Regions from separate parts of the Homo sapiens genome. Here all the other regions are linked to region 3. Evidence: read pairs that join two places in POLR2A ChIA-PET (ENCODE). Cell type or tissue: Panc1. All regions are shown on one strand.

Evidence for each region. ChIA-PET counts read pairs that join two places held together with the same protein. Peaks named below come from ENCODE experiments on the same cell type or tissue, not always from the same donor. Only the 100,000 strongest peaks of a DNase experiment are listed, where the experiment ranks them.
Region 1: POLR2A ChIA-PET joins it to region 3 with 12 read pairs; 8 of 35 experiments call an interaction of 5 or more read pairs at or near these places.
Region 2: POLR2A ChIA-PET joins it to region 3 with 20 read pairs; 6 of 35 experiments call an interaction of 5 or more read pairs at or near these places.
Region 4: POLR2A ChIA-PET joins it to region 3 with 15 read pairs; 9 of 35 experiments call an interaction of 5 or more read pairs at or near these places.

Annotation. Positions count from the first base shown.
Region 1 is chr3:58,016,797-58,024,796 of GRCh38, reverse strand. The region is part of intron 1 of FLNB (filamin B); the gene reads right to left. Among named protein-coding and RNA genes, the nearest start is that of FLNB, 12 kb to the right of the region's middle. RefSeq lists enhancers at 2,079-3,060, 3,061-4,041, 4,042-5,024. In Panc1, no CTCF peak of the experiment used is centred here; no DNase peak of the experiment used is centred here; H3K27ac peaks cover 5,267 bases.
Region 2 is chr3:58,056,533-58,064,532 of GRCh38, reverse strand. The region is part of intron 1 of FLNB (filamin B); the gene reads right to left. Among named protein-coding and RNA genes, the nearest start is that of FLNB, 52 kb to the right of the region's middle. In Panc1, no CTCF peak of the experiment used is centred here; no DNase peak of the experiment used is centred here; H3K4me3 peaks cover 643 bases; H3K27ac peaks cover 8,000 bases.
Region 3 is chr3:58,157,841-58,165,840 of GRCh38, reverse strand. FLNB (filamin B) reads right to left here. Exons shown (of 46, transcript NM_001457.4): 42 at 6,155-6,287; 43 at 2,511-2,687. FLNB-AS1 (FLNB antisense RNA 1) reads left to right here. Exons shown (of 2, transcript NR_135534.1): 2 at 1-3,294. Among named protein-coding and RNA genes, the nearest start is that of FLNB-AS1, 8.8 kb to the left of the region's middle. RefSeq lists silencers at 1-259, 4,015-4,212 and enhancers at 965-1,778, 3,785-4,079, 3,088-4,287. In Panc1, no CTCF peak of the experiment used is centred here; DNase peaks (open chromatin) are centred at 1,300, 1,530, 1,830 and 3,920; H3K4me3 peaks cover 631 bases; H3K27ac peaks cover 4,467 bases.
Region 4 is chr3:58,045,023-58,053,022 of GRCh38, reverse strand. The region is part of intron 1 of FLNB (filamin B); the gene reads right to left. Among named protein-coding and RNA genes, the nearest start is that of FLNB, 41 kb to the right of the region's middle. RefSeq lists enhancers at 387-681, 3,134-4,333. In Panc1, no CTCF peak of the experiment used is centred here; DNase peaks (open chromatin) are centred at 512, 3,602 and 4,486; H3K4me3 peaks cover 2,618 bases; H3K27ac peaks cover 7,651 bases.

The DNA of each region.
Region 1 (8,000 bases), 140 kb after region 3:
GGTTGCAGTGAGCCAAGACTGCACCATTGCAATCCAGCCTGGCAACAAAGCAAGACTGTCTCAAGGTTAAAAAAAAAAAAAAAAAAAAAAAAAAAGGAGGCTTGGCCAGAAGACCAGAAATGCAGAAATGCCACTCATGATGGTTCCTACTCAACAGTTATCCAAAAACCCAGGTTGCCTCTTCTTCTAAAAAGAGTCTGTTAGGTAGGAGGCGGTATCTTTGGCCTATTTCTGGGAGTATTCCCAACCACCTTTCACCTTCCTAGATAATTAGATTGCTTCTTCATCTAGTCTGGAGAGACCACCCCCAGGTCCAGGAATTAGGGGTGTGAAAGACGGGAAAGGAGAAGAGAGAAAGGAGGTTGGTGGGGAGCATGATGACCACCATTCATGGGGCACTTACCCCAGCCCCCACCACCACCTCCAAGGACTGGGTCAAGTGATTTATCAGGATTATATCATTTTATCTTCGATAACGCCAGTAAGGGGGTACTGCTATAGTCTGGGACACAAACTCAGAGAGGTCAAACAACCTTCCCCAAGTCTGCCAGCTAGAAAGCAGCAAGGTCTATCTGACCCATGCTCTGAAGCACTCCGGAAGTGGCTGGATCTGTATCCAGAAGTGGTTTCCATTCCATCTCCTCTGCCTCCTGGCTGAGACAGGATGGCTTCATGGGCCTGGTGTCCTCAGGGCTATTGGGAAATGGTGCCTCCAAAAAAACAATACCATGAAGACCTTAGGGCTACATATAATTTTCAGACTTCTCAAAGTTCCCAGGCAGTCAAGGGTGAACCAAGCTGCCCAAGTACATTGTCAGGCTCACATCTGAAACATGTTTAAACAGCTAATGGAGCTGAGCAACTAAAAGCTAAATGAGTTTCTATGCTGGGCTGCCTATGAGACAAGGTCACAATAGTTACCAAGTATAATAACTATTATTAAGAGACCCTGGCAGTCCCAATAAAAGTAGGTCCTAAAAACTTTTAAGAGACAGAAAGTGGCTGGAACACCTCCATGCCGTGGTTGACCAAACATATTTCTAGACCAAGGGAGACTTGCAAACCACAATGAGACTCAAATGAGACCTTTCATTTTAATGTTGGACAAAGCTCAGCAATAACTCAATTGAAGACGAATCTTGTTATAACCATCAGTATGACCAAAATTATTTCACAAAGCATTTCCAGTCCACAGTCACTTTTTTCCTGAGAAAGGAATCTCTTTCTTCCCTATTCTGATTAAAAGGCAGCTGTAAGCAAAATCCCCTAAAAGTAGAAAAAGATTCATTAAAATTCTTCACAGGTGATTTTTTTCTTTATATTTTTCTGTGTTCTTGCAATTTTTTGCAAAGAGTAACAACTACAGATGTAACTTTTTAATGCTCCAATAAAAATTTATTAGAATTGAATTTCAGGCTGGGCACAGGGGCTCACTCCTGTAATCCCAGCACTTTGGGAGGGCCAGGTAGGTGGATCACTTGAGGTCAGGAGTTCAAGACAAGCTTAGCCTGTCTCTATAAAAATACAAAAATTAGCTGGGCATGGTGGCACGTGCCTGTAGTCCCAGCTACTCGGGAGGCTGAGGCAGGAGAATCACTTGAACCCAGGAGGCAGAAGTTGCAGTGAGCCAAGACTGCAGTTTGGGCAACAAAAGGAGACATCATTTCAAAAAAAAAAAAAAAAAAGGCCGAGTTCGGTGGCTCAAGCCTGATCCCAGCACTTTAGGAGGCCGAGGCAGGTGGATCTCGAGATCAGGAGTTCAGGACCAGGCTGGCCAACATGGTGAAACCCCGTCTCTACTAAAAATACAAAATAGCCAGGTGTGGTGGCATGCAACTATATTCCCAGCTACTCGGGAGGCTGAGGCAAGAGAATCGCTTGAACCCAGGAGGCGGAGGTTGCAGTGAGCCAAGATTGCGCCACTGTACTCCAGCCTGGGAGACACAGCAAGACTCTGTCTCAAAAAAAAAAAAAGAAGCAAATTTCAAAGACTTGCTGAGCTGATGGCTTTCCTTGGGAAAGCAGTAAAATATGAAGATTAAAATCTCAGACAAGAATCTGAGTAATAACCACACACTCACTGGCCAATCTGGGTGTGCCTCAGTTTTCTCATCTGCATAACGGGAATTACAACAATAACTACTTCTCAGAATTGCAATGATGTTTTGTATAGCTATTAGTAAGAAGCGTTTATCACAATGCCTGGTACTTTGTATGGGCTCTCTCTATATTCACTGTAACTAATGAAACTGTTACTATGATTGTGACTTTCAGTAATTTCCTATTAAATTCATTTTCTGAGCTTCACCTGGAAAAGGCCTTGTTCTCTAACAGTTGTTGAAGCAAATCACAGATGTCCAGAGAATGAACATGAACTGCTGAGTTCTTTAAGTTCAGCATCACAGTCCAAAAACGAAGTGTTCCACTGGGACCCCAGACCCAGTTGTCTACTACATATAATTCCCACTTCACTAAAGGCAGCAAAGAACCACTGTTTTGCATTTTCTGAATTGCAAATAAGTCAATGTACCAGTCTTAATACTCAAGCTATTATACTAGAGACTGTTTATTTAACAAGTTATTTATTAAATTCCTATTAAGTGCCAAGGTCAGAGCCACAGAGGTAAACAAGAGACACAGCGCCTGCCCCTGGAGCACTGATGACCCGTGGGAGAGTAAGAAGGCCATTTAGAACACCAATACGGCTCAGTAAGAGGGCAGTGTGGCCAAGTGAGGTGGCTCATGCCTGTAATCCCCACACTTTGGGAGGCTGAGGCAGGCAGATCGCTTGAGCCCAGGAGTTCAAGACCAGCCTGGGCAACATAGCAAACCGAATCTACAAAAAATACAAAATTAGCCAGCAGTGTTGGTGTGTGTGCCTGTAATTCTGACTACGTGGGAGGCTGAGGTGGGAGGATCGCTTGAGCCAAGGAGGTCGAGGCTGCAGCGAGCTGTGATGGCACCACTGCACTCTAGCCTGGGTGACAGAGCAAGACTCTATCTCCAAAAAAAACAAAAACAAAAAAACAAGGTGTTGGGTGCCCAGGAGAGGACCTCATGCCCAACTTTGGGTGTGACTCCCCATGGATGTCAGACAATAGTGCTGAGAAAAAGGGATAGGAGAGACAATTAGGTAAGAGGTGCACACCTGCAGGAAGTGTAATGTGACACCTGGATCACATCCTGTAAAGGACTCCCTGATGGGAGAGCCATCCCCCAGGTGCTAGCTTGCCTCCTTTGGTGGAGATAAGGAATGTGACAAGCCACTGCCTAGGTGCTTTCAAGCCAACTCTGCCAAGGCGCCTCACTCAGAACACATTCTGGGTTCTGCCTCCAGATGGCTAGAAGCTCCACCGAGGGCCCCCATCCCAGCAGCAGCACATTCCTGGTCTTCCAGCAGGTACCCCTCCCTGCCTCTGCTGAGAGGGAATCTTGTAAACAGAACCCTGAACTCTGCTCAACTGATAGCACTACAGACTCACAAAGGCCTTTTAGGGTCTCAGCTCAAAGACCTTGCACCTCAGGTCCCCTGGGAGGCAGGGCCTGGTCCCATACTCTGGCCTGCTTTACCCCACACCAAGGGAACAATCAGTTTGTTCCTGGGCAAGAAGCACCAGGCCGGGCCCCTGCTCCCACAATAGGCTGTAGATGCCAAACCATTCTTGTGTCCCTGGAATCTGATAAACCACTTCAAGGAGGTGCAGGGAAACCAGGGTGATACGCACAAGAAGTGTGGTACAAGCATGATAAGAACTTATTTTCTTGGGACACGGGGGAAACTGAGAAATCCTATTTTAGCCACCAAGAAACCTTTCCTGCCCCGGCCTCCCTAGGAGGCCTGCCTCTCCCTCAGTCACACTCAGCACAGGCGGAAGGTAGCACCGTTCCTGCCTGTTGAAGGAAAGCTGACTGCTGCTTGCCATCTTTCATCTTAAAGTCTGAATTTATGGGCTTGCGGCAAATTTACATAGTGCCTGCCACAAATCCCCACCCGTTTCCCTATAGTTCGAATGCCAGAATTCCACCCTGTGTTCCAAATAACTCCAACCTCTTTAGTAGCCTTTTTTTTTTTTTTTTCTGGAAAGGAAATTCCAGAAAACTTGTCTGGCATGGTAAAGGCTGACAGCCTTATGAAAATACTCAGAAAGGTGACCCATTTAGTCAAAAGAGCTTTCAGATCTCTATGAGAAAAGGAATTCATGCCAGCATAAAGGGCCTTCAGAGAGAGAGAACAGGAGTGCTGTGTTAACACCCAGACCTTTCAGCAAGCCAGCCCTGCGACGGCTGGGGAGGCTGAGCCCTGAATGGGCTGGACGGACCAGCTTTCTCTCTCAGGAGAGGTGCGCCTCAGGAGATGCCCGTGGGGATCACAAGTTCAGCTCTGGCTCACACAACTTTGTGCTGCCACAGCACGAGGCTACCTGCAGATGAGCGGAAAGCTGCCTGCTTGGATTGGAAGCAGGCTGCCCACTTGTGCCAGGGCCATGAGACTGATAAAGGCTGGGTGCTAGGCCTGGAAAGAAGGGTGCAGTTGCTGGGCTCACCAGCAAACACAACCCAGCACACCCTCCCACCAGTTAAACAAGGTAGCAGAAGAAAAGGGTGTGGGTGAACTCATTCCTGACAGAGCATAGCTGTGCCTATGTCCGCTGTCACCAAGGATCTCCTGGCATAGTTGGCTCTCAACAACACTCCCCTCAACACACACACACACACACACACACACACACACACACACACACACACACCCCTGTGGTGTCATGGTGTGTGCTGTGAGCCCTGCAGCCAGGGGGAGTTCCAGGGACACCTCCTTCCTCACCTCTGGTTTCTAGACCTCACAAACAAAAGCCCTGCCCACCTCCTCCAAAGCAACCTTTAGCTGGTCCCTACTGTCCACACCTGCGGTGACATTACTGCCCCCTGGAAACCAAAGGCAGGGAAAGAACTGGAGCAATGTCTCCAAAAACTGGAAAAGGTCCCAGTCAGAGCTCCACGGTGTGGGAAAAGATATGGTAAGTAGCCCCCAAAAAGTTTTGTTCTGTAGAAGGAAATTTCAGTTTCACATGAATCAAGCGCAAATGAGTAAAGTTTGGAGCAAAGCAAAACAGGAAGAAAAAAAATCCACAGAAGCAGAAAACAGTCTCTTCTACACCCTCTCACTACAATATATCTATTTTACTTTACAGAGTGTGAAACTCAGTTTTGACACAAAAGTCCTTTACAGCATGATGCAGGCAGGGATTAGGGATTAAGCCTGACCTGTAAAGTGAGGCAGAGCTGAGCCTCAGTTTTCTCATCTGTAAAATGGAAACAGATGTCAACCTAAAAGAAAGAGGCAGAGGCTTAAAATTTAAACTATTAAAGAGTTTACTTGAGCCAAAGTGAAGACAGCTGCCTGAAAGACTCAGGCCCAAGTAACCTTGGATATGAGCTCTGTTTGGCCTTTGTTACAAGCAGGTTTTTAAAAGCAAAAGAGGGGACAGACAGGGAGTGGGGCTGATACAAAGTTTTTTGTCAGGAATTCTCATTGGCGTACAGAAATAGCATTGATTAGTGGTTGGCCATCCATCGTTAAGCTATAGGGTGTGGATTATGGTACTGCGTGCAGCATTATTAGATTAATTTATAACTAATTGTGACAATAGCAATTTCTTTGTTTTAGAAACGGGTCTCACTCTGTCGCCCAGGCTAGAGTGCAGTGACGCAATCATAGCTCACTGCAGACTCAAACTCCTGGGCTCAAGCTATCCTCCCAACTCAGCCTCCCAAGCAGCTACAACTATGTAGGCTTGTGCCACTGCATCCAGATAATTTTTTTTTTTTTTTTTTTTTTTGTAGAGATGTGATCTCACCCAGGCTGGTCTTAAACTCCTGGCCTCAATAGATCCTCCAGCACCGGCCTTCCAAAGTGCTGTGATTATAGGACAGGCATGTACCACCACACCTAGCCAGCAACCAATTTTAAGAAATGAATACATAGGCGGGGCACAATGGCTCACACTCGTAATCCCAGCACTTTGGGAGGCCAAAGCAGGCGGATTACCTGAGGTTGGGAGTTCGAGACCAGCCTGGCCAACATGCTGAAACCCCGTTTCTACTAAAAATACAAAAAATTAACTGGCTGTGGTGCCAAGGCGCCTGTAATCCCAGCTACTGGAGAGGTTGAGGCAGGAGAATCGCTGGAACCCGGGAGGCAGAGGTTGCAGTGAGCCAAGATCGCGCCACTGTACTCCAGCCTGGGTGACAGAGTGAGACCCTGTCTTAAAATAAATAAATAAAAATAAAAATACCAAAACTAGCCAGGCAAGGTGGCAGGCGCCTGTAATCCCAGCTACTCAGGAGGCTGTGGCATGAGAATCACTTGAACCCCGGAGGCAGAGGTTGCAGTGAGCCAAGATTGCACCACTACACTCCAGCCTGGTGACAAAGCAAAACTCTGCCTCAAAAAAAAAAAAAAAAAAAAAAAAAAGTCAATGAATACATAGCTCAAAGAGGGTAGCAGGATGTGTTCGCTGTCTCATTTAATGTCTTTCCAGGCCTGATACTTTAAAAGGACTCACCTTCTTCCGATAAAAGTTCTTTTCTTTTCTCATAGATGTAAAGCCACTAGTTTTGCAGAGTTCACGAGGATTAGAAGTAGTATAAGTAAGATAGACCAATGCTCAGCAGACGGAAGGTGTGAGAAATACTAGATGTTATATTAGAGGATGAATATCCTCAACAGTGCACACCTCAACATTCAGTACACAGCCAGCATTATTTGTATGTATTCTTGGTACCAAGAAGAGCCAAAGAATAATATGTAGGAGGACAAGGGTCCTCCTTGCCAAGCTTTTTACATGCGCTGCTTAGAAAAGCCAGATTTTGATAATGGGGAAAGGGAGAGAGTCAGCGGCTCTGTCACAATAACTCAGTCTGATAGGCAGTCTTGCCTAAGTGAAAAACCAAACTGCTTCTTTGCTTATAGTACAAGAAAATTTTGGCCAAGGGCATTCTACTGCATGGGATCTGGCCAAAATTGTTCTTTGGTAAATGCTGTACTCAAACAATGGGCATAAGTAAAATCTCATCAAATTGTTTTTAAAAATAAACAGTTTGCAGAAGAGTTACAACAACCATCTACAGTTTATCAAAGGAACACATTTAAGTCAGCTGCTCTAAGGCTCTTAGAGGGCAGGAGCTTCAAACATAGCTCAGTATTTTTCTTTGTCCTCCTCCCCTCCCACAGAATAAATCCTGACACTGGCCAGGCGCGATGGCTCACACCTGCAATCCCAGCACTTTGAGAGGCCAAAGCGGGCGGATCACCTGAGATCGGGAGTTCGAGACCAGCCTGACCAACATGGAGAAACCTCATCTCTACTAAAAATGCAAAAAAATTATCCAGGTGTGATGGCGCATGCCTGTAATCCCAGCTACTTGGGAGGCTGAGGCAGGAGAATCTCTTGAACCCGGGAGGCGGAGGTTGCAGTGAGCTGAGATAGCGCCACTGCACTCCAGCCTGGATGACAAGAGCGAAACTCCATCTCAAAAAATAATAATAAAAATAGAATAGAATAATAAATTGTGATACTAAGTGGGCCTGATTAAAATACCCAGTAATTCCGTCCTCTGTACCATCTATACCTACTCTCACCTGCTGGTTCATCACTTCAGTCATAAAGAGACCCATTTGGTTTTCTAATCATTTTCCCCAAAAAGCTTTCTTCCCAGTACATGGACTCAGTTTCCCATGAAAAGTTAGTTAGGCACCTTAAAAATACAAGATCACTTCTCAAGCTCCTGAAGAAGAAAGTATTGTTGTTTATTATACAATAACCTGAGCCAATTTAGGGATTACTGTGCCCGTTTAATGAATAACTAGATTTACAACAGTAATGTAAGATGGCTTCTAGTAGAATGTCATGAAAAGCAACTGTAATCATTATAAAAGCAGGAAATAGCCCCATTTAGATTAAAATGGCTCATTCCATTGAATATTTTCATTAGTTAAACTTATT
Region 2 (8,000 bases), 100 kb after region 3:
CACATACTACTTGAAGATTCAATTTGCTCTATTTTTCTTTTCTCATATTCAATAAATATTTCCTAACTGCCAGCCAGGTGCTGTGGCTCATGCCTATAATGCCAGCACTTTAGGAGGCCAAGGCAGGTAGATCACCTGAAATCAGGAGTTTGAAACCAGCCTGGCGAAACTCAGGAGTTTGAGACCAGCCATGGTGAAACCCCATCTCTACTAAAAATACGAAAATTAGTTGGGCGTGGTGGTGAGTGCCTGTAGTTCCAGCTATTTGGGAGGCTGAGGCAGGAGAATTGCTTGAACCCGGGAGGTGGAGGTTGCAGTAAGCCAAGATCGCACCACTGCACTCCAGCCTAGGTGACAAGAGTGAAACTTCGTCTCAAAAAATATACACATATTTTCTAACTGCCTACTGAGCTCCCAGCTCTGTGCTGAATACCAATTATACTTTTAAATGAGAAAGTTAAATTGGCTTGAAATGACTCTACAAAGAGATAATGGCGTTATTATAATGAAAACTGGTGTCTCCACAGGGCAAGACATTGAGGACCTTTTAAAGGAAGAAAAAAAAAACCTTTTGGCTTTTTGTCCCTCATATTAGGCTATGTTTCCTGGGAGTTTTTTCCCCTTTTATAATAAAAAGTTAATAATAATAATAAATAGGATAGGTATTTATCCTTTAATTGCAAACTTACAAAAGTTGAGCTTTGTTACAAAGTCAGATCAAGGTGGCTTCCTTGGTTTAAAAGGGGAGAAATCAGCTTCCATTTTTCCCCTGTAACTCACCTCAAGTTACAACTCATATTAGCCTGCTGTAGAGATGGCAGCCTGCCCAAAGATTGTGAAGTCATAAAAGGGAACAAAACTCCTAATTTAAAGTCTTGAGTAGGAACCAAGCTGAGGAAAATTCCAAATAATTTATAACCGCTGGCTCTGACCATCACCACAGAAAAGGGAGGAAACCACAAGAAAGGAGGCCCTCAGAGGACAGATAGGGGGAACTCTGCCTGCTTTACCTACACTGACACTTTCTGGATGGCTCCTCCCTGTGCCCTGTCTTTAGCTCAGCTGACGGCTCAACTTTATATCCCCAAATCTGGACCTTTCAGCCCACAATTATGTGAGGAGGCCTCCAAACACACGTCCCACCCAATCCCAACAGAGCTCTCTGCAAACTCTCTCAGCCCAGGGACCGACCTCCTTCTTACGGGTGGAATTCCATGCCACCAACATCCAAAGTAAAAGGCATGGTGCAGGGATGGGTGGAACCCACTCAAAGAAAGGGCAGGTCGCTGGCTGAAGTAACTGGTGGCCAAGTCACCCAGGAGTCAGGGGCATTAAGTCAGTTAGTGATGGGGCAGCTAGAAGTTCAGACGTCCTGCTGGGGCGTCAGAGAAGCCTGGTTCACCTCCCAAGCACAGCGACTTGGCAAGCTGTGTGACCATGAGTGGGTCGATTCCCTGTGCTCAGTGTCCTCACCTGCAAAATGAGAGTCGTAACTCCCTCGCCTCATCAGGCTGCGGTGATACGATGGAGTAAAGCAAGCAAGCAGCACTGCCTGACGACTGTCCCATCAAATTCACGGGGGCTACTACAACCACTGTTATTACTACCATAGTATTATAACACACACAAGTTTGGGAGCTAAGGGTGCCTCCCCGTTGGCATTGTGAAAAGGATTCAAGCCATTCAATTCTGGTTCAAGACTGCTCAGAGCCGAATGCCCTAGAATTCCGCCTTCTAGCACAGATGAGCATTCCATCTGCTAATGACCACAAGAGCTGGGTCCCTAATGGGACACAGCATTAAGGCTGATAGAATCAAGATGTTTCTTGCTCGGTGAGCTGCTGAATGAACTGGCAGTGTGCTCTAGTCTGCAGGCCACCCCAACTCCTCCCACAGATTCCGGGGCAGTCTGCAGGGGCCAGGCTGGGGCCACTGCTGATAGAAAATTAAACACAAGGTCCGTAAATTCAATTTGAAGTTCCCTAACATGATTTCTTTTTCTAATGGGAGGTGGGGGAGGTTTTGATATTAAAGTGATCTTTAGCCATTAAAGCAGTTCATTACAAGACAACTGGTGGGGGGAGGGAGGGAGAACTGAAAACAAATGCCTCCCTGACAGTAAGTGGTTAAATAAACTTTACATTCAAGCAAGAGGAAAACAGGGTGCTGTGAAAAGAATAAGAAATGTTTGTTTGTTCCAATATGAATAGGCTTCTATGATGTATTAAGGGAAGGGGATAATTTGTAGAAAAGTATGAATTGTACAATCCTGTTTTTCAGAAGTCATGACTGCATCTGAACAGAAAGATCTGGAAGCATAAACACCAAACTGTCCTCACTGGCTCCTTCTAGGAAGAAAACTAAGAAGCTGATGGTGGAAGATGGGCTTTCATTTTATTGTTGTTATTTATTCTGCATTGCTTGATTTTTTATTTTTATTTTTTAATGGAGTCTCGCTCTGTCACCCAGGCTGGAGTGCAGTGGCATGATTTCGGCTTACTGCAACCTCCGCCTCCCAGGTTCAAGCGATTCTCCCACCTCAGCCTCCCAAGTAGCTGGGATTACAGGCGCCCCCCATCATGCCCAGCTAATTTTTGTGTTTTTCTAGAGACAGGGTTTCACCATGTTGGCCAGGCTGGTCTTGAACTCCTGATCTCAGGTGATCTGCCCACCTTGGCCTCCCAAAGTGCTGGGATTACAGGCATGAGCCACCACACCCAGCCCCCCCAAAAATTTAATTTTTAAAATTTAAACTACATATGTTACTTTTTTTTTTTTTTTTGGAGGCCAGGGGGAGACAGGGTCTCACTCTGTCACCTAGGCTGGAGTGCAGTGGTGCAATCACGGCTCACTGCAACCTCGACCTCTGAGGATCAGGCTCCCGACTCAGCTTCCTGAGTATCTGGGACATTTGGGTCCCAAGTAGCTGGGACAGTCACCACCATGCCTGGCTAATTTTCGTAATTTTTGTAGAGACAGGATTTCGCCAGGTTTCCCAGGCTTGTCTTAAACTCCCGGGCTCAAGCAATCCTCCCATCTCGGTCTCCCAAAGTGCTGGGATCACAGGAATGAGCCACCATGCCCTACCCATCTGTTACTTTTATAATAAATCTTGACATACATCATCAAAAAAAGAAACATAGTACAATACATATGAAGAACTCTTCATCTTAACAAAATTGCTTGTCAGGATCTATAGGTACTAACGTGGGAAAATCAACAGGTATTATGAAATGATAAAAGCAATGTGTATGACAGGTTCAAATTTGAGTACAGGGTACTACAGAAGTAATATAATTGAATTCATCTATGTACAGACTGTCTCTTGACAAGACAAAAAACTGTTCCCAGACCATGCAGTTGCTTCTGGAAAGAGCAGCAAGGAATAGAGGTGAGGTGGGGTGGTAGGGCAATGGCCTTTCACCTGTTTGTTTAAATCGCTAGTGCAATGTTACCTATCAGCAAAGGAATACCTGGAGACTCTGTGGGTTTGCCTGATTGTCTTTCTGATGCTCCTTGGCTCAGCTTTCTCAGTGGCCATCCAAATGCCTTCCATTCCTCACCAGACACACCCGTCCTGGACAAGCAATCTCCCAGCCTCAGGAGATGGACTTTGCCATTTCCAAACAGCTTGCCAGAGGAGTCGATGTTGAAGATTACATTGCAAAAGATGGAGTCATTTGGTTGCCTTTGGGCATGTTTTTCTTTTCTTTTCTTTTCTTTTCTTTCTTTCTTTTTTTTTTTTTTTTTTTTTTTTTTTTTTGAGACAAGGTCTTGCTCTGTTGCCCAGGCTGGCCTCAAGCAATCCTCCTGCCCCAGCCTCACAAGTAGCTGGGACTACAGGGGTGTGTGCCACCACGCCCAGCTAATTTTTTGGGTCAGCCAGGCACAGTAGCTCACGCCTATAATCCTAGCACTTTGGGAGGCCAAGGTGGATGGGTCACCTGTGATCAGGAGTTCGAGACCAGCCTGGCCAACATGACAAAACCCCATCTCTACTAAAAGCACAAAAATTAGCTGGGCACAATGGCACACGCCTGTAATCCCAGCTACTTGGGAGGCTGAGGCAGGAGAATCACTTGAACCTGGGGGTGAAGGTTGCAGTGAGCTGAGATTGCGCCACTGCACTCCAGTCTGGGCAACAGAGCGAGACTCCATCTCAAAAAAAAAAAAAAAAAAAGAGAGACAGGGTCTCACCATGTTGCCCAGGCTGATCTCAAACTCCCGGGCTCAAACAATGCTCCCGCCTCTGCCTTCCAAAGTGCTGGAATTACAGGCATGAGCCACCACACCCAGCCTTGGGCATGTTTTTCAAGCCACCAAAAAACAAAAACAAAAAACACCCACCTTCCTAACTCCCTTGCGCCCCCGTTCACTTGCACCCTAGGAGAGCTTGTCCATTATGCAGAGGTCCGACCTCCCAGTGAGAGGTGAAACCTGAGGGCTTGGCCCTGTGCAGTTACCCCCCTGAATCCTTACAGCTGCTTTATGAGGAACTGCTGTTGGCTCCATTTTCCAGATTAAGAAAAATAATGAATAGGTCAATTAAACCCAAAGTCAGAGTTGATAAGCAGCAGAGCAGGAATTTGAACCCAGGCCATGACTCCAGAATCCACTGTTGGCTATTTCACCCTGGAGACCCAAACGGGAGTACACAGGAAGATGCCCAAACAAGGACATGATGGTGTTACAAAAGCTTTAAAAACTCAGAACCAAGTAGGGGGAAAATGCTGAGGGTTACATCATCCTCCTAAAAGAGATTTATCAGTGTGCCCCTGAACTCTGGCCCGTGATAAACGGTCGTGGCAGTAAGATAAACAGAACAAGTACACAGCAGATCGGCTTTGCTGCTAAAGGGGGAACACATTCTAACATTCCTGAGGCGCACTGTCCAAGGGCAGGCCAGGCAAGAAACACACGATAAATATCCAAGGCATCACCCCATCCACCAGCTGCTGCCGTGGCTGGAGACGCAGTCCACAGTCAGGGCTCTTTATGACCAGCTCATCTAAACAGTCTGCACCTTAGTCAGAAGCTGCTTCCCGGCTCAACAAGAACCCCAGCTGCAGTGTCTACATCTCAGAGCAGCTCTGCCTGAACCTAGCTCTGAAAAGCTAGGTCCAGCATCCCCCTAGACCACACTCACAGACAAGGCTCTCTCCTCTTACCACCTGGCCTATTTACTAAAGTTTTTCCTTCACTCATGTTTTCTTTTTTCCTTAGCTTAAGTAATTATGTCCTGGAAATCACAGGTTTGATACATTAGTTGCATTTTATAAACACATGAAAAACACATGTTAGAATTTTTAAATGTGTAACATGAGTATCATCTTCAGTACCACCTCTTAGAAAAGACTACCAGATGTTAGCTGGTTTTTCCAGAAAAGGGGGTTTCAGTGGCCAAACAACTGGGGGCACACTAGACTAAACAATTTTTTAACTGCTGCAGGACTTCTCAGAGCCTTTAACATGCCAACGTACATTGACAATCTCAAAGAGAGGGCTACAGTGTCACAGGGAATTTGCCAACACTATTGGACTAGCGGATGTTTAAAAATTTTATCTCCAAAGAGACTAATGTTCTCCAGAAGATAGTTTGGGTAAGTCCACTTTAAACTGCTCTTCAGATCCTCTATGAACAAGTCTCCCAAACATTCCCAGAGGCTGGGAGGTTACATTCTATAAAACTGGCAGGAGTGAGGATGAGACACAGGCAATAAACACACAGAAAGAAAGGAAGACAGGAAATAAGGAATTGGAGCTTTCTCTAATCTACAACTTTCTGTGGCAGTGATTAAGAAATGAGAATCTCGCTATTTGGATTCAAGAAGTTTTGCAGATAAAGGACAATAAAAAGCAGTTTTCAAAACGCTGTCCCTAATTAAGGATGCTAAAGGGAAGCACACCCTTTTGCACAATCCTTAGCCAGTGTTTATGAAATTCAGGCGACAACCAACTCACTTAAAAACCACATTAAGGAACATCTTATTGTTCCAGTGCAAACTGTAATTCTTAAACAACAGGCGATGATTTTGAGGAATTTGGGCGAAAACCAGCTTCTCCTCCTTTCTAGGTTTCCTTTAGAGCAATATGTTGTCTGTGACGAAGATTTAGACAAGTAGGAAGATGCAGGGATGGAGCCCCATAATTTGGCCCACTGCTTACATCAGTAGAAAGAGAGGGAGTCGTCCTGATGTGGGCAACTGGAACATCAAATTATGTGAAAGGGGGAAACCTTCAGAACCTCCAGCCAACTGCCGCTTCACTCTAAACTTCCTACACAGGAGAGGAAAGATAACTTAGTAAAAGTTAGTAAAAACTATTTCTGTAATAACTAAAACACATCCAAGTAGCATCCCTAATGCTACTGAAAGATAAAACGCTCACATGCACAATAATAGCAATGAGCCACGAAGCTTGAGTGCTAAAAAAATCCACTCAACTGGCCAGGCACAGTGGCTCACCCCTGTAATGCCAGCACTTTAGGAGGCCAAGGCAGGCGGATCACCTGAGGTCGGGAGTTCGAGACCAGCCTGACCAATATGGTGAAACCCCCAACTCTTAAAAATACAAAATTAGCCCGGCGTGGTGGCGCATGCCTGTAATCCCAGCTACTCGGGAGGCTGAGGTAGGAGAATCGCTTGAACCTGGGAGGCGGAGGTTGTGGTGAGCTGAGACTGTTCCACTGCACTCCAGCCTGAGCAACAAGAGCAAAACTCTGTCTCAAAAAAAAATCCACTCGACTTACATGTGGTATTAGATCCAAATCTGAGATTCCATCGACTATAATGTAAGTGTAACCAACCTAACCCAACAACCACTAATCAACAAATAATTACCAAGGGACCACCCACCCAGTCAACCAACTACCAAACTACTCATAAAAACCCAATTGGATTCATCCTAGACTACTCTCTCCCACCAAATCCACTCTCCCTGAATCCTGTTAGCTGCCTCTAAGTTGTTCCCTAGCCCAGCAGCCATCATCTAATGTCAGGCCCCTTTACTGGCCTACAAATCAAAACTCTTCCCAAATCTCCCCGCTGAACCCAGAGGGTAACCTCATACCCTTCAGGCACAGCTCCATCTCAGGAACCAACAAAACACTTCTAAAGCTAGGTAGAGGCAGACAGGACAGATTGGGCACAAAACATTAGAAAATTGAAAGGAAATGAAATTAATAGAAGTATAATTCAGTGCTTGCAAACCATCATCTTCACTAATTACTAACTTTGCTATTTATAGAAGTTGCAGGCCAGGCATGGTGGCTCATTCATGCCTGTAATCCCGGTATGTTGGGAGGCCAAAGTGGGTGGATTGCTTGAGCTCAGGAGTTCAGGATCAGCCTGGGCAACACAGTGAGACCCCATTTCTACAGAAAATACAAAAATTAACCAGGCATGGTGGCACGTGCCAGTAGTCCCAGCTACTCAGGAGACTGAGGTGGGAGGATTGAGCCCAGGAGGTCAAGGCTGCAGTGAGCCCTGTTCATGCCACTGCACGCCAGCCTGGGTAACAAAGAGAGACCTCACCTCAAAGAAAAAAGAAAATGAGTTATAGGTTAGTTTTCTCACATCCCAAGAATTTCCAAGTATACACTGATTGCTGAGAAATTACAGTCAATTGTTAAATAACTGAGTTAGTCACAGGGCGTGGTGGCTCACGCCTGTAATCCCAGCACTTTGGGAGGCCGAGGCAGGCAGATCAGGAGGTCAGGAGATCAAGACTATCCTGACCAATATGGTAAAACCCCATCTCTACTAAAAATACAAAAATTAGCTGGGTATGGTGGAGCACGCCTGTAATTCTAGCTACTCGAGAGGCTGAGGCTTGAACCCAGGAGGCGGCGACTGCAGTGAGCCGAGGTCATGCCACTGCACTCCAGCCTGGGCAACAAAGCGAGACTCCGTCTCAAAAATAAATAAATAAATACATAACTGAGTTAGTCATAGCCAAATACTTTTTTAAAACACAAGTATGAGCAAGACCAAAACTTTTTT
Region 3 (8,000 bases):
TTAAACGCAGCACTGCTTGTTCTTCAAGGCAGTTAAGGAAGGAGGCCCTTCTGGTATACCCCGAGCACACTGGGGTTCCTGGACCATTTCATTAGGAAAATTGCTCAGCGGCTCCAAAGAATCTGGAGCTCCCTGGTCTATCTCCCAGCCTCTCAAGCCGCCTCCAGCAGGGTCCCGCCCCAAATTCTCCACATTCCCCTACTCCAAAATCTACAGAATGGACCATTTAAAGCTTGAGCCAAGAGATACAGCAAACTCACCCATTAAAAACAGAGGGAGGTTTGCTTTGTTCAGAAGGTCAGGATACTGGGCGCTCTGGCGGCCAAGCACAGATACCTTTTCATTCCATGCACACTGCAGCTGTGTAATCTCAGAATGGATATTTAGGGAAAGGCTTGGGAGCAGGAGGGCTGGAAAAACAAGGCGCCTTCCCTGTGACAAGAGCAATATTTACACAGGGTTTGAAGCAGGCGGTTCTGTACCTCTCCCCTCCTGGCTAGGAGCTTCCCTGCAAGAGCAACTCCTTCTCTCAGCAGCGTCCAGCACTTGCAGAGCACAGCCTGAAACCCAAGCTCCCAAAAAGGTGTGCGAACAGCCAAAAGGAAATGGGAGAGGGCCCAGGCACAGCGGCATGAGCCAGCAGGAGGGTGAGATGCTTCCTGGCCAGTGTGGGAGACCCCAGCAGCTGCTGTGAGGCCTGGCCTGAAGCCTGCCACGCGCTCCAAGTGCCGAGAGGACCCCACCTGGGCCCTCAAAGGTGAGTACCTTGTCAGGGCCCAAGTGCCAGCACTGCTGCCTGGAAAGTACTCCTGAGTGGCTGGGAGGACAGGGGTCCTGGTTTAGGACATCCCCAAAGTGGGCTGGGGATGCAGTCACTGCCTCTGGGTGAGCCAGCCACTTAGAGAGGGGGCCAAGCTCGGGGGTTCAGCGCATAGGCTCTGAGGTCACGGATGTAGACTGATTCCTGGTTCTGCCTCCTCCCAGCTGACTGCTTTTTGGGGGAGTGTTGTTTGGGGAGTGACTCAACCTCTGCATCTCACTTTCCACATCTGTAAAATGGACATCACTTACGGTAAAATGATACCATGCCTTTCACAAAAGGCAAGCCGCAGGCCCAGAGTTCAGCGTGGAGCCGGGCTGGATTTGCCTGGGGAGTCTGGCAGCACTCACACCACCCCTGTGGGTGGCTTTGCTGAGGCCACTGCTTTGGCCAGAGTCCCGGGCAGCCTGCCAGCCCACCAGTCACTCCTGCACCCGGAGAGGGCCCCTTGGCCACACAGGTCACTTGCTCCTAGGGCTGGATGCCAGGCAACCATGCAGCCACTCACCCCTCACCCCTGGGAGGCAAGTCTGCTCCATCCCACTCTCCTTATGCGGGGTGGGGGTACACACACAAGAGACTCAAGAAACCAGGACATACTGCTTTCCCAAGAGGGTCCAAAGTAACACCAAATGCAAACATGCCCCAGTGAGTCCACACTGCGCACTTCCCCTGCAAAGACTAAGGACTGACTCTCCACCCTGGCAGCCTCCATAACAGTGACGCACTCACTGCGCACCACCCGATGCCACCTGTTCAAATAACTGCGATTCACAGCAGGAATTCTCACTACAGCCAGGAAAAGGAGGGGAAGATCTGTTCTGACATGGAAAGATCTTTAAGATGTCAAAGCAAAAACACAAGCTATACCACACAGTGGATACAGTAAGATTCTTTCTGTAAGACAAAAGCAAAACTCTGTGTCTGCTTGTCTAATGAACCAATTAGCTAACCAACCCAGCAACCAAGAATGAAGACAGACAATGAGATGACAGACAGGGTGAAGGTCCTCCCTTCCCAGAGCCGTTTGCTTCCAGACCCAGGTGGGGGAGGAGGAGAGAAGATGGAGTGAGTCTCACTTTATTTACTTCTTCACTGCCTGTATCTTTCATAATCAAACATGTCCCATCTGTGGCAAAGAATAAAAGTAAATTGTAACGGGTCTAAAAAGCTTCAGAATTCTTTGAACATTTCAGTCTTTTCTCCTCCTCCATTAAGATCTGAGAGTAAAAAGAGGAGGAGATAGGCTGGGACAGGTCTTATTGCTGCTTCAGTGCATTTCTGGGAGCCTGGTACCATGAAAGAACAGACGGGTAGGAGCCCACTTGGACGCATCATGAATTCTGTGCAGGCAAAGAAACCCTCAAAATTAATGACACTGTGCTGTGTTCCCTGACTATCAGCATCCTGTTCTGAAAGTCAAGAAACTTGGCAGAGGAAGGAATCTGAATCACAACTAACAGTAATGAGGTGTGATAACACGGCCATCGAGCTCTCACTCTGGATTTATCGTGGGTCAAACCGCAACTCCCAAAACAGCTTTGGACAGCAAGCGCCTCCGAAGTGTGCATGACCCCAGTTTCCACGGGGAGTACGTGTAAAAAGCTTTCATGGGGCTTGAGGATTTCCATCTGGCTTGGTCCCTGGAGCTGGTTCAGTTAAGGCTTCAAGAAGCAGAAGAGTGGGTTACCTGTGGTGCCCCCTTCGAGTCCCGTGCCATAGGCGGACACCAGGGCAGGGTTCCCCGCTTGTCCAGGCTCCCCAACGCGCACTTTGAAGGGGCTTCCAACCACGTGGCTCCCATTGAACTTGACATCGATGGTGTGGACACCATTCTCATGAGGGATGAAGCGAACAGCATACTTATCTAGGAGAATGAGCAAAGGCACAGGGTGAAATCAAGCAAATGGACACCCCTGAGTTCAGTGAGGATAAAGGATGGAGGCCAAGCTGAGATGGCCCATTTAAAATCAACAGTTCTACAGGGAGCCTGGCACTCAGCATCCTGGATTTCAGAACCAGACAGACCCCCTGGGTATCCCTCATCAGCCCCAAGGGAAACGCATCCACATTGCAAATCCTATAAACACAGGACAAGACTCTGACCCCTGCCTCAGAAGAACACTTCCTTTCTTTAGAAAACCTCACTTCTTCAGTGTGAAATTCTGTGAATGCTGTTACTAATCCTGTCACGAGATGAATCTCATTTCACCAAAATTAAATTATGTTTTTCCACTAAAATGATGATACAAGTTGAAGACACAGCACTCTGAAATTGGAAGACCTCACCACTTAAGGCTCCGCAGCGGCTTACTCAGCTGAACTCCAGGTTACTACTCTTTACTTTGTTCACCCATTGGGGAGTTCAGTTTGTTTTTAAACATTGGGAGATGGCCATTCTAACTACTGTTCAATGTCTCTGTTTTGGGAAGGCATAACAAGAAATAAAAAGGAATATATATGAAGGGAAAAAAGAAAACCTCACTTCTTCTATGTTTCTCTATTTGGCCACTTGAAGGGGAAAAAAAACGGTTCCAACTGGCATTAATGCTCCTTAATTAAGCTCAAAGCTAGGAACTGCCCCCACAGGGCAGGTTTGTGGCTGTGCGTTTGGGTCACAGCATGTAGCAAGGTAATCTGTTAACTGAAGTGGGCACCTAGAACATCTACCCATTGTGCACCACCTGACTGCCGCTTCCTCCTTGAAGCCCTCCTGCCCAGGGTGCAGAGCCTGTTCTCCTCCTACCTCTCCAGGTAGTCTCTCGGTCTCTCCCTGGTGCCTAGTACTCTTCATCCCTCTCAGAATTTGTGTTCCCCAAAGCTCTTCTCCCTGCCTCTGGACGTCTCCACAGAGGTGCACCTCCATGAAGCTGTGCACCCTACGTCCTTTGGCACTGAACATCCTCCAACAGTCCCCATCCGCCTCCCTTAAAGCCAATGTGTTGTAGGGGAAGCTGGCTCCACCGCCATGTCCAGGTGTGGTCCCTGAGTGGATCAGGGAAAAATCCTTCTTCACTAAGCCTTAGTCAATGAGCACATGGCATTTCTTTAGCCACAGGAAATGACTCAGCAGTGGGCATGTGTCCAGGTCAGTGAGAGGGGAAGGCAGACGTGCTGGAGACTTCTGGGAAAGGAGGCTCTCGACTTCTAAGAATCCTGAGAGGGTGTCTCTCTTAATTGATGTGGCGTGAAGGTGGGACATCTGGTGCTGCTGCAGCCATCCTGCCACCAAGAGGAAGGCCATCCTGCCACCAAGAGGAAGGCCAGAACCAGGCCCACAAAGCAGAACAGCAGAAATATTTGACGCCTTGCAGGGCGCAGCTCAATGACCAAATCAAATTGCTGAAACCTGTCTTGGATGTCTTGAACTTTCTAGTTATGCAACTTACTGGGCCCCTTTATTGTGTGAGTTGGCTTGAGCTGGGTATTCTGTAATTTGCAATCAATAGTAACTGTGTCATGCTAATGATCTCATACATCTGTAGGGGTTCAAATCCTGTCTGGGGTGGAGTTAGCTTCCCCTGAAGCACATTGGCTTTAAGAGAAGAGGGAGGGTACCCAGTGAGGGACTGTTGGGGCTGAGGCCACCAAACCTCACAGTGATCTAGTAAACATCTCCATTTGGGTATTGGGGATCCTTCAAAACCCCTCAAAGTAAAATATTAAACCCTTTAAGGCCCTGACCAATCCTCACCCACCCTCTGCCTGGCTGGCCCTAGTTCTGATAACTGCACTGTCATCTTCCGACCCAATCACTAAGCTACGTGGAACATTTTGGAATGGATTCTCTCTCTCACTCTCTATAGCCACCATAGATCTCTGGCCTCAAGTCCCTCCTCTCCATTTCCAGTGCCACTGCTTCCTCAAATGGACCACTCTGGGAGCACCAGCTTGCCACTTGGCCTTTCAGACTAAAACCAGGATCTGACCCCATCCTTTACACTTGTTCCTCCTGAGGCTCCCCACTGCCTTTCTGCCTACTAGGAAACATAGATCTAAATGTTCACACAGAGCCTACATTCCTTTTTCTTTCTTTTTGAGACAGGGTCTTGCTGTGTTACCCAGGCTGGAGTGCAATGGCATGATCACAGCTCACAGCAGTCTCGACCTCCTGGACATAAGCAATCCTCCCACCTCATCCCCCACAAGTAGACTACAGGTGTGTGCCACCATGCCTGGCTAATTTTTTTTTTACTTTTTTTTGTAGAGAAGGGGTCTCACTATGTTACCCAGGTTGGTCCCAAACTCCTGGGCTCAACTGATCCTCCCAAAGTGCTGAGATTACAGGTGTGAGCCACCATGCCTGGTCAGAGCCTAGATTTCCAACTACACTATACAAATACAGCCAGGCACACAACAAATGCCCTATAAGGCAGTAATCATAGGTCTCCTCCTCATACATCAAGGCCCACATCAAATGTCACCTCCTCTGAGAAGCCCTCCTGAACTCACCGAGGCAGAAACTATTTCTCTCTCCTGCTCTGACCATCTTTACCATTTGCTTCACAGTTCTCCTGTGGTACTAGTGATCATTTGGGGTCATCATCTGCTTTTTGGCCAGGCCTTCACTAAACTTTGAGCAACTCTTTGAGCCTTATACCTTCCTTCAAGTTTCTGACACTTAATAAATTTATTATGTTCACCGGTAACACTGTCTCTTTAAAGTTGATTAAATCAGAGAATTCCATATACCAAGGCACCAAGCAAGAAAAATCTTAGGACATTAGGGCCTAGAGACCCAGATTTTCTTTTTTAAATTTACAGAACATTAACCTACTTTTCCTTTAGAGTAAAGTGAGATCAAAATATGCTTACTCGTGCCATAAGGTCAATGAATAAAAATCTGTAAGATGTTGTTACAATATGAAAGAAAAATTATGATGAATGTCATGCAAAAGGAATCTGAAAAACTAACAGAAAACAAAGAAGCATTTGTTTTTGTGTTGTGTGTATGTGTTTTTTTGTTTTTTTGTTTTTTTTCTGGAGACAGGGTCTCACTCTGTCACCCAGGCTGGAGTTCAGTGGCACAATCATAGCTCACTGCATCATAGCTCACTGCAGCCTTGACCTCTCAGGTTAAGGCACTGTACCCAGCCCAGCATTTGTTTAAAAAAGAAAGAAAGAATGAGCATTCTCTCCTAGCATAAAGGGTCTCCCTATCCCTGGCACATGTTTAAACCCTAATTTATAAACAATATCTGGCAACAGCAAAGGGAATTCAGAGGCTCACTGGCAGTAATGAAACTGATCAGCCCTCCCTTGGGACACACATTTACAGGAACATTCTGCTGGAAAGTGCTGGTGCTGGGACCCCCCAGCAGGCCTCCTGCTCACCTGGCTCCAGCTCAGACACGTGGCACTCCTCCACGGCTCCAGAGGGGCTGTGCACCTTTGCATCAATCTTGCCTTTTGCGCCATTCAACCTTATAGCAAAGGATGCTGGCTGGTTAACTTTTAATCCCGATTCCTGAGAATTTAATACATCAGACAGGTTATGGCCCTCGGCGTTCCTGCTCAGTGGCACACACTGACCCTACCCAAAACTGTGGGTGACAGTTCTCATGCAAATAGGTTTTTCTATATAACATATGACAACAAAGGGCAGGTGAGCCATTCTGCATTTTTAATGTAAGATAGCAGAGACGTGCATCTGCATGGTCTCTTATGCAAACCATCTTGATTCAGCCTAGAAGAGATGATTTCTGGGCTTGGATACTTGAGACATCCTGGTCAAAAGGACTATCATCTCAGCATCCAAAATAATGCCCATGCAGGCCAGAAAACCCAGTATGTTCCAGGTCAAAAAAGTGTCCTCTTTTAAGAGGATACTGCAGCTAACAAAGTCATGCACTCACGAACACGAACACAGTTTTATGTTATGCTGTTTGTTATCTCAAGGGCAGACCTGGAGGAACATATTATAAAGGGCTACGTGTGCAAAGAAGGCAGTACTCCATAGCAGTTAAGAATCAGCTGGATCTGGATTTCCTACCATTTCCTAGCTATATATCTAGGGTGCCAAACCTCTTCGAGTCTCAGTTTCCTCATCTGTAAAATGGGCATAATAACGATCTATCTCGAGGGCTACTATAAAGATCAAATGAAGCTGTGCATGCAAAACATTTATCACAGGGCCTAGCCCATACACAGAGAGGCTCGAAAACGTCAGCTTATTATTAAATATTAATATGCATTTAGAGGTTGTATCCCCACAAGAAGCCATAGAAAGACATAGCTTTTGCTCTTCCCTGGATCAGTTTCACTCCCCATACTTTGTCTTGGAAACTATCTCCTCTTCTGGGAGGAGGGGATTAGAAGTTCAGATGGTTAAGAACAAAGCTGAGCAACAACATTTGAGATATTTTAAGACTAGCCAATCCTGAACAGCAGCATTTTACAAGTCAGTAATTTTGATTTAGACTTGGTCGGACAGCCACTCCTCAGGCAATAACTCTGAAGCAGCATGGCTCACACTTAATGTGTAAGCAAACCATCTGGGGATCTTATTAAAATACAGATTCTTTTCCAGTGGGTCTGGGACTGAAGTTCTCAGGTGATGCTGAGGTCCAAGAACTGGCCCAAGAACCACATCTTCATGGCAAGGTCCTAAAGCTGCACTGGCTAATTTGGTAGTCACCAGCCACGAGGCCATATATACATATATTTCAACTTAATGCACTTAAATAAAACTAAACATCCAGCTCCTTGGTTCCTCTGGCCACATTTCAGATGTTCAATAGTCACATATGGTTAGTGGCTATCATGCTGCATAGCATAGACTTGAAGCATTTTGATCACTGCAGAACCTACTATTGGACTGTGCTGCCCTAGGGGATATAGACTGAGGAGGGAGGACAGAACACAGAATTAGAGGGTCTTTGATCACCAGATCACTCCCATCCCACCCCCACCCCAAGTGCCAGCCTACTCCAATTTCCTAAAAAGTCTCAAAAGCAAGACAAAACGATACATGCCTCTCTTTGCTAACCAGCACCAGATGTTGCTTGCGTGGGCCTCCGCAAAATCTCTGATCAATAATTTACATATCACTCGGCATCAAATGACCCGGGAAGAACAGGGGGCGATGCTGATGAACACACTTCTCCTGCGGCAGCAGCTGGTTACAAAAGCTTAAGAAACAGCCTGCTGTGCACTTACTGAAACATTTATGACCCAGCTA
Region 4 (8,000 bases), 110 kb after region 3:
ATACCTTGCAGGAATGGTACACACTAAGTACAGTACTGAGAGGCATAAATAGCAGTTGCCTAGCAGAAAAAAATACCCCCATGTACACACAAAATGGAGGAGGCACACAAACTAGACTTGGCACAGGCAGAAGTGTAGAAATGCGAGGGTGACCATGGGGTTTCAGTGCTATAGCTGCTTTAAATCCGGACAGGGCAGGGCATGCCCTTTACACAAAGCTGTGCTCCCTAACGTCCTCTGAGCATACTGTCCATATCATTAGTACTGCTCCTATGCTGTGCCCAGCACTGAAGTCACTTGGGGCAGGTCAGTTCACACACCTCGGCCATCAGCCAGCCCGCAAGCTGTGTGCTGCCACCCTGACTGCTCAGATGACAACCTGCCATCCACACCGATGTCATGACCACGGCACACTAAAGTCTGGAAGCTGCAATTTTTGCAGCTTCTGGGGCTTCTCTAAACAGATAAGACTGAAGTCAGTCTGGTTTTTCTGACCAAAGGCCCTGTTTCCCCTCTTACTCAGCTGTCTTACTCACCGGGCTGGGTGCCACATGACTCAGCCATTGTTAACAATCAAATCCATCCACAGAGAGAAGACCTCAGAGGGGACTCAACAGTGGGCTGGGTCCATCTTAAAGCTGGATCCAAGAGTAGTTTTGGACCCTGTCAGTCCTGTTGGAAGAAGTTCCTAATCTGAAGAAATTCTTGTCCCCTCATATGGTGGTACTAATCTACATGGAGTGATTTTTCCTGATTAATTTTTCCTAATTATAAAATGCCCCACTACAATCAATCCGAATTGTATTCCAAGTGTGGATATAATAAAGCGAGTCGAGGCTGGGCACAGTGGCTCACACCCATAATCCCAGCACTTTGGTAGGCCGAGGTGGGCGGATCACCTGAGGTCAGGAGTTCAAGACCAGCCTGGCCAACAATGGTGAAACCCTGTCTCTAGTAAAAACACAAAAACTAGCAGGGTGTGGCGGCGCGTGCCTGGAGTCCCAGCCACTCAGGAGGCTGAGGCACGAGAATCACTTGAACCCAGGAGGCAGAGGTTGCAGTGAGCCGAGATCGTGCCATTACACTCCAGCCTGGGTGACAAGAGTGAAACTGTATCTCTAAATAAATAAAATAAAGCGAGTCTCTCCCCTGACCGCATCCATCCAGCCCAACTCTCCAACAGGTCAGGGTTGCTCTGTGCTAATGCCGGGGATATGACCTTGGTCCTATCTCAAGCATGGCTCTTCCAACTTCTCAAGCCTTAACACTTCTCCGTTACTCACAAAAATCACTTCAGTCTCAACCCTGGCTACACATCAAAAAGCTTAAAAAAAAAACCCAAAAAAACTGCCCTCCCCAAAACAAAACAAAATCAGCATCTCTTGGGGAGTGGGGCTGGAGTATCAGCAATTTAAAAGCTTTCCAGCTGGGTCTACCTTCGGAATCACTGTGTGCAACTAGACCTCACAGGAATCACATCACAGCAAAATCACTACTCAAGACGACGACCCTTTATCCACATGCAGATGGACACGTAGCAGACCAGAAAAAGTATACAAAGAAAGGGAAAGGAGAGCAAGTACTGTACATGCTTGCAGAACCGGAGGTGCCCAAGGCTATTGCGCAAAGCCTCCTTCAGTGCAGACATGCGGGCCACTTGTCTCAAGGCAACAAAACCACATTCTAACAAAGAAAGGGATGATTCGGCCAGTCCCTTGGAATAAATATGCTGCAATGGTGAACAGTGAACTGGAAGAGGCATGCGTCTCCCTTTTTCTTCTGTAAAAGAGAATAGCCACTAATAGTGAAATCTTACACAAGGAAGCAGAAGGGTGTTAGAGAAGTGAGAGGCAAGCCCATCACTCACTGGAGAGGACCTGCCCTTGATTCCTGGGACAACTCCATGGCATATCCATTTTACAGTGGGGTCAGAGAGACTCAGGGGGTCCCAAGTGACGAATGGCCAGGCTGGGACAAAGCATATTCAAAAGCAAAAGTGTGATCAGGTCCAACTCTTTTGATGGCACAGATTTCCTCTAAAATGCCACTTGCCCAGGCAATATCAGCTACCCACGGAGTGAGTTACCTGAGCATCCCAACAGCAGCGCTTCACCCGCAATAGGAACAAATATTACCCCATTTCACAGAGCCAAAACAAATGCTGGGAGAGGCCTATTTGCCCAGAAGCACATGCCAGTGAGCAGAAGGGCCCCAGAGGAAGCTGTGGAAGGGGGCACAGAGGACCTGTCTCAGCCACCCCATTTCAGGAGCTACCCAGTGCACCAATCTGGAGACTTAGGGTCTTCCAAATTCTAATCTGACATTGAATGTCAGGTGGGATGGAGGCCAGGGTTTCAGAATCAAGCTCAGTGCCTCCCATCTGCTCACCCATGAGTCCTCACTGGTATAGTGTGCAGGTAATCAGTACTTCAGCTGGGCAGAACTGCCTTGGGTAATTGCTTAAGGGGAACCTCCAACAGGCCCAGAGAAATCTGAACCACAAAATCCAGTCCATGATTGAAACTGCCCACCCAGCCCTGGAACCCCTGTTTTTTCCAGAACATTTTACGGGAGACTTCAAATAAAATTAAATGGCTGTAGTTACCATACTCAGTCCTTGATTTCATTCAGGTCCCCACTTCTGGTCTGAGAGCCCACTCCTGCACAGCAAATTACCCTTTAAAAATGAAAAAGAGACCAGGCATGGTGGCTCACGCCTGTAATCCCAGCACTTTGGGAGGCCGAGGCGGGTGGATAACGAGGTCAAGAGCTCAAGACCGTCCTGGCCAACATGGTGAAACCCCGTCTGTACTAAAAATACAAAAATTAGCTGGGTGTGGTGGCACGTGGCTGTAGTCCCAGCTACTCCAGAGGCTGAGGCAGGAGAATTGTTAGAACCCGGGAGGCAGAGGTTGCGGTGAGCCAAGATCATGCCACTGCACTCCAGCCTGTCAACAGAGCGAGACTCTGTCTCAAAAAAAAAGAAAAAAAAAAAAAAAAAGGCATTTTCTATTTCTTCCAATGAACAAGGTAAAAGGAAGTTTTGTGAGTGTCTAAATCCAGAAGACCCTCCTCTGCCCCCATCCACGGGGTCCTCCCACAGTAGTGGGTGAGATCAGAGGGGCAGCTAGGGGTAGATGCCCACAGATTACACGTTTTCTCACACTACCCTGAGCAGTCTAATGAACAGTTTCCACATCAGCCACCCCTCCTCCCCAATTTAAGGGGAGCTGCACAACAGTCCTGACACCCCCTTTGCAGCTCCTGGAGTGTTCCCCGAGAGCAAGCCAATTTTTCCAGGGCATTGGGCCAACAGTGTAATCACAGGCCGTGGTGGAAGTTTCTGGTAGTTCATCAGAACTCAGAAACCTGGCTGGGGGCTGCACACAGGCAAGAGGCTCCATCAGGCTTCCTGTCACAATAAATTCCTCCACACCCTACCTGTGAAACTCCATTCCCATTTATTACCAAAACTGGAGCCCTGACTTTCAAGCTTTTTCCTGAGGCCTGAAAGCTGGCCCTTCCAGCTGATGACATCACTGACAAGCTTCTGACAATGGCTCCCTGGAGCCTAAACCTCTGCTAATACCTAGCAAGGGCACATTCTTCATGGGTGAGGTCATATTCAGCTAATTACTCATCTAACCCCCACCCCAGTGCCCAAGGCCACAGCACGGAGATACCACTACACTTTGCTCCTCCTCCAAGGCCCTTCTCGCAGCTGCAAACACCACCAGGCAGCAAACACAAATGGTGGCCATCCCCGAGAAGGCGGTGGGACGTGGGCTTGGAAGATCGTACAAATAAAAATACAAGATATCAGTTACATATTAATTTAGATAAACATCAAATCGTTTAGCATAGGTATGTCCTACGCAACGACTTGTAACTTGTGAGAGCTGTCTGCCACACTTGGAACATACTTATACTAAAAAGTTATTCATTGTCTATCTGAAATTCAAATTTAACTGTATTTTCTCTGGCAATACACAGTGAAACACAGTGGTGGGAACACAGGTGAGTCTCCAGCCCTTCATTTGGCCTATAGGATTTCCTAAACCATTATACAGGACAACAAATGCTCTACCAAAAACATACACAGAGTGAAATGTACTGAGAAGCTGTAAAAGCCAATGTTTAAAATACAAATGAGAGTTACCAGTCACTAGTTACATTTTAAAAATAAAAATTAACACACATACAAACAATTAACTGCTGATTATGTAAGAGCCATGTGTTACCAGCAGGGTATTATAACTGTAAGATGCTATTATTTTTCCCAAAACAGTTCACCAATGAGTGAAAACTGCTGGGGAACAGGATATTCATGTAGTCTCAAAGATTACTTACCAATTACAATCACAGGTTACCTAATCATTATACTAGGAGAAAGGTATTGTTTCAACAGAGAGCAGGCGGACACCACTTGAAGCAGGTGACCACACTTAGCACCACGAAGTAACAGGACAAACTGAGATTGTGAGCCTGTGCTGTGAGGCAGTGGGAAGTACCTATGACCTCAGGAAGTGCCCTAGCCAAAAATATTCAACTTGAATTTAATCACAAGGAAACAGACAGACCTAGAATGTGGAACATTCTACAGCCGAAGACCAGCTGCACTGGCATCACCGGGATGCTGGCTGGAAATGCAGATTCCCAGGCTCCACCCTGTTCTCCAGAATCAGAATGTGCATTTTACCAAGACCCTCCCAAGCACACTTGAGAAACACCAGTTCTACAAGACAACGGGCCTGATTTCTTCAAAAATGACACGGTCACGAAAGACAAAAAAATGTGTAAAAGGCAGGGGGGCTGTTCTTGATTAAAGGAAAAGTTGAGGTATGTGACTTTGAAACCAAATTCAATTGAGTAATCGTTAATTGGTTCCTGGATCCCAAAAAATGCCATTTTTTTTTAAACTGTCATAAAGGACACTTGGGAGCATTTTGGGAAGTTTTACACAAGATGTTATTACTGTATCGGTGCTAACCTCTTGGGTATGCAGTGACGCTGTGGTTAGAAGAATGTCCTGGGAATGCAGAGACACTGTGGTTAGGAGAATGTCCTTTTTCTTAGAGATGCTTGTTGGAGTATGTGGGGGTGAAGGGTCATGATACGAGCTGAGTACTTTCAAATGATTCAATAAAAAACACGCATGTGGCCAGGCATGGTGGCTCACTCCTGTAATCCTAGCACTTTGGGAGGCTGAGGCAGGAGGATCACTTGAGGTCAATAGTTCACGACCAGCTTGGCCAACCCCATCTCTACTAAAAATACAAAAATTAGCTGGGCATGGTGGCCCGTGCCTGTAATCCCAGCTACTCAGGAGACTAAGGCAGGAGAATCGCTTGAACCCAGGAGGCAGAGGATGCAGTAAGCCAAGATCATGCCACTGCACTACAGCCTGGGCGACAGAGCCAGACTCTGTCTCAAAAATAAATTAAAAAAAAAAAAAGTGTGTGATATGCATCTTTAGAGCAAGTGATAGAGCAAGCAAATATGGCAAAACATTAACAATTGGAGGCTCTGGGGAAGGTTATATAAGAGTTGGCTATAATCTTCTTTCATACTATCTATAAGAGTGAGGGTTTCCAGACCAGCCTGGACAACATAGTGAGATCCCATCTCTAAAATAAATAAATAAATAGGGTTGATTGAGGGTTTCCAATAAATTTGGGAGTGGGAAGGAAACATTATTGCTAAAATGAAAACTGTTAAAATAAGTCAAACATCTAGAAAATAAATATAAGAAAAAAGTTCATTACAACTCTGGGTCCTGAGCATCTATATTAATTAACATGCACTAATTTTCTTGGCAATAAAAGAAAACACACTTTCTTCCAGAAACCAATTTTTCTCTTTGGTGTCAAAACATTTAAGAAAAGCAGCAACCACTTAGGTACAGGGAGTTTGAGAAAGTTTGTCTTTTAATCTCCAAATGTAGAAGTTGGCTTTCCAGGAAAAAACACACCAGGCAAAGTAAAAATAAATCTGAAAACTTTAAAGCTTTATTTGAAAATTCAAATCCTACACATTCCAACACTTGGCCGTAAAAAAGAATAAAGTACAGACATAACATGGCTGAACCTTGAAAACATTCTGCTAAGTGAAAGAAGTCAGTAACACCAGAACACGTGTATGATTTTACCATATGAAATGTTCTGAATGGACAGATCCATAGAGACAGAGTAGATTAGTGGTTTATTGGGCCTGGTTGGGGAAGGGAAAGGGAGAGTGACTGCTAATGGATACAGGGGTTCTTCTGAGGCAATAAAAATATTCTAAAATTGGCCAGGCACAGTGGCTCACACCTGTAATCCCAACACTTTGGGAGGCCAAGGCAGGCGGAGTTTGAGACCAGCCTGACCAAAATGGTGAAACCCCATGTCTACTAAAAATACAAAAATTAGTTGGGTGTGGTGGCATGCACCTATAATCCCAGCTACTCGGAAGGCTGAGGAAGGAGAATCGCTTGAACCTGGGAGATGGAGGTTGCAGTGAGCCAAGACTGCACCACTGCACTCCAGCCTGGGCAAGAGTAAGACTCCGTCTCCAAAAAAAAAAAAACAATTCTAAAATTATAGTGATGATAGTTGCATAATTCTGTGAATATACTAAAAATTGCATACTTTAAAAGGGTGAATTTTATGGTGTGTGAGTTATATCTCAGTAAAGCTGGTTTTGGGGGGATTTTTTTAAAGAAAGAAAATTCCTATAAATTCCTCTAGCCTGCAAGCTCTTATTCTTCCTAGCAGAAGGCAGTATTGTAGTTACAAGTAGGACTAAGACAAGCCAAATCCCTTGGTCCCTGTGACCTGGAACCAAGGAGGCCCAGGTTCTAGCCCAGCCCAGCTACCACAACTCACTGTGTTACCTTGATCAGGGCCTGTCCCTCTCTGAGATTCTGATTAACAGAATATCTTCCAATCTGTAAACCTGGCTGGACCAGAAGGCATCTTGAGGTTCTCCAAGGTATTCTATTAGAACCAACTCAAGTCTTTTTTTTTTTTTTTTTTTTTTTTTGGAGACGGAGTCTCGCTCTGTAGCCCAGGCTGTAGTGCAGTGGTATGATCTTGCTCACTGCAACCTCCACCTCCTGGGTTCAAGGGATTATCCTGCCTCAGCCTCCCAAGAAGCTAAGACTACAGGCGTACACTACCACGCCCGGCTAATTTTTATATTTTTAGTAGAAACAGGGTTTCACCATGTTGGCCGGGCTGGTCTTGAACTCCTGACTTCAAGTGATGCACCCGCCTCAGCCTCCCAGAGTGCTGGGATTACAGGCATGAGCAACCATTCCTGGTCCAACTCAAGTCTTTTACCTCTATTTTACACAGCACAGTTATTGAACTTTCGTGAGCTTAAGAGAATCATAAAATTTCATTTGGTTCATCCAAGATCAAGTTTCAGGTTCACAAAATTGAGTTACTTCCTTTAAATCGGGGGTGTCCAATCTCTTGGCTTCCCTGGGCCACACTGGAAGAAGAAGAATTGTCTTGGCCACATAAGATACACTAACACTAATGATAGCTGATGAGCTTTAAAAAACAAATGCGAAAGGATCTCATAATGTTTTAAGAAAGTTTACGAATTTGTGTTGGGGCGCATTCAGAGCTGTCCTGGGCTGCCTACAGCCTGCAGTCTGTGGGTTGGACAGGCTTGCTTTAGATGGTCTTGGGACTCTCAAACTCATACTCAGCATTGCAACTCAGTTCAGAAGACAAACATGTGAAGGGAACGTCATTTTCAAACTGATCATGGTGAGGATTTTTATGAAACTGTCCCAACAAACTTTTAGGATTCCATTTATGCAAGTAATACTATGATTCCCCAACTCCACCCCCAAGTGTTAATGCTGGAGGCAGAGCCAACCCATGACCTATGAATTTGGCAATCAGGGTCTTTTACACCTAATAGAGGTCAGGATGGTGAGGGGGCACATCCCTTCACCCAGGCTCATCCCTACAAACTCATTTCTCATCTTCTGGGCAGCAGAAGCC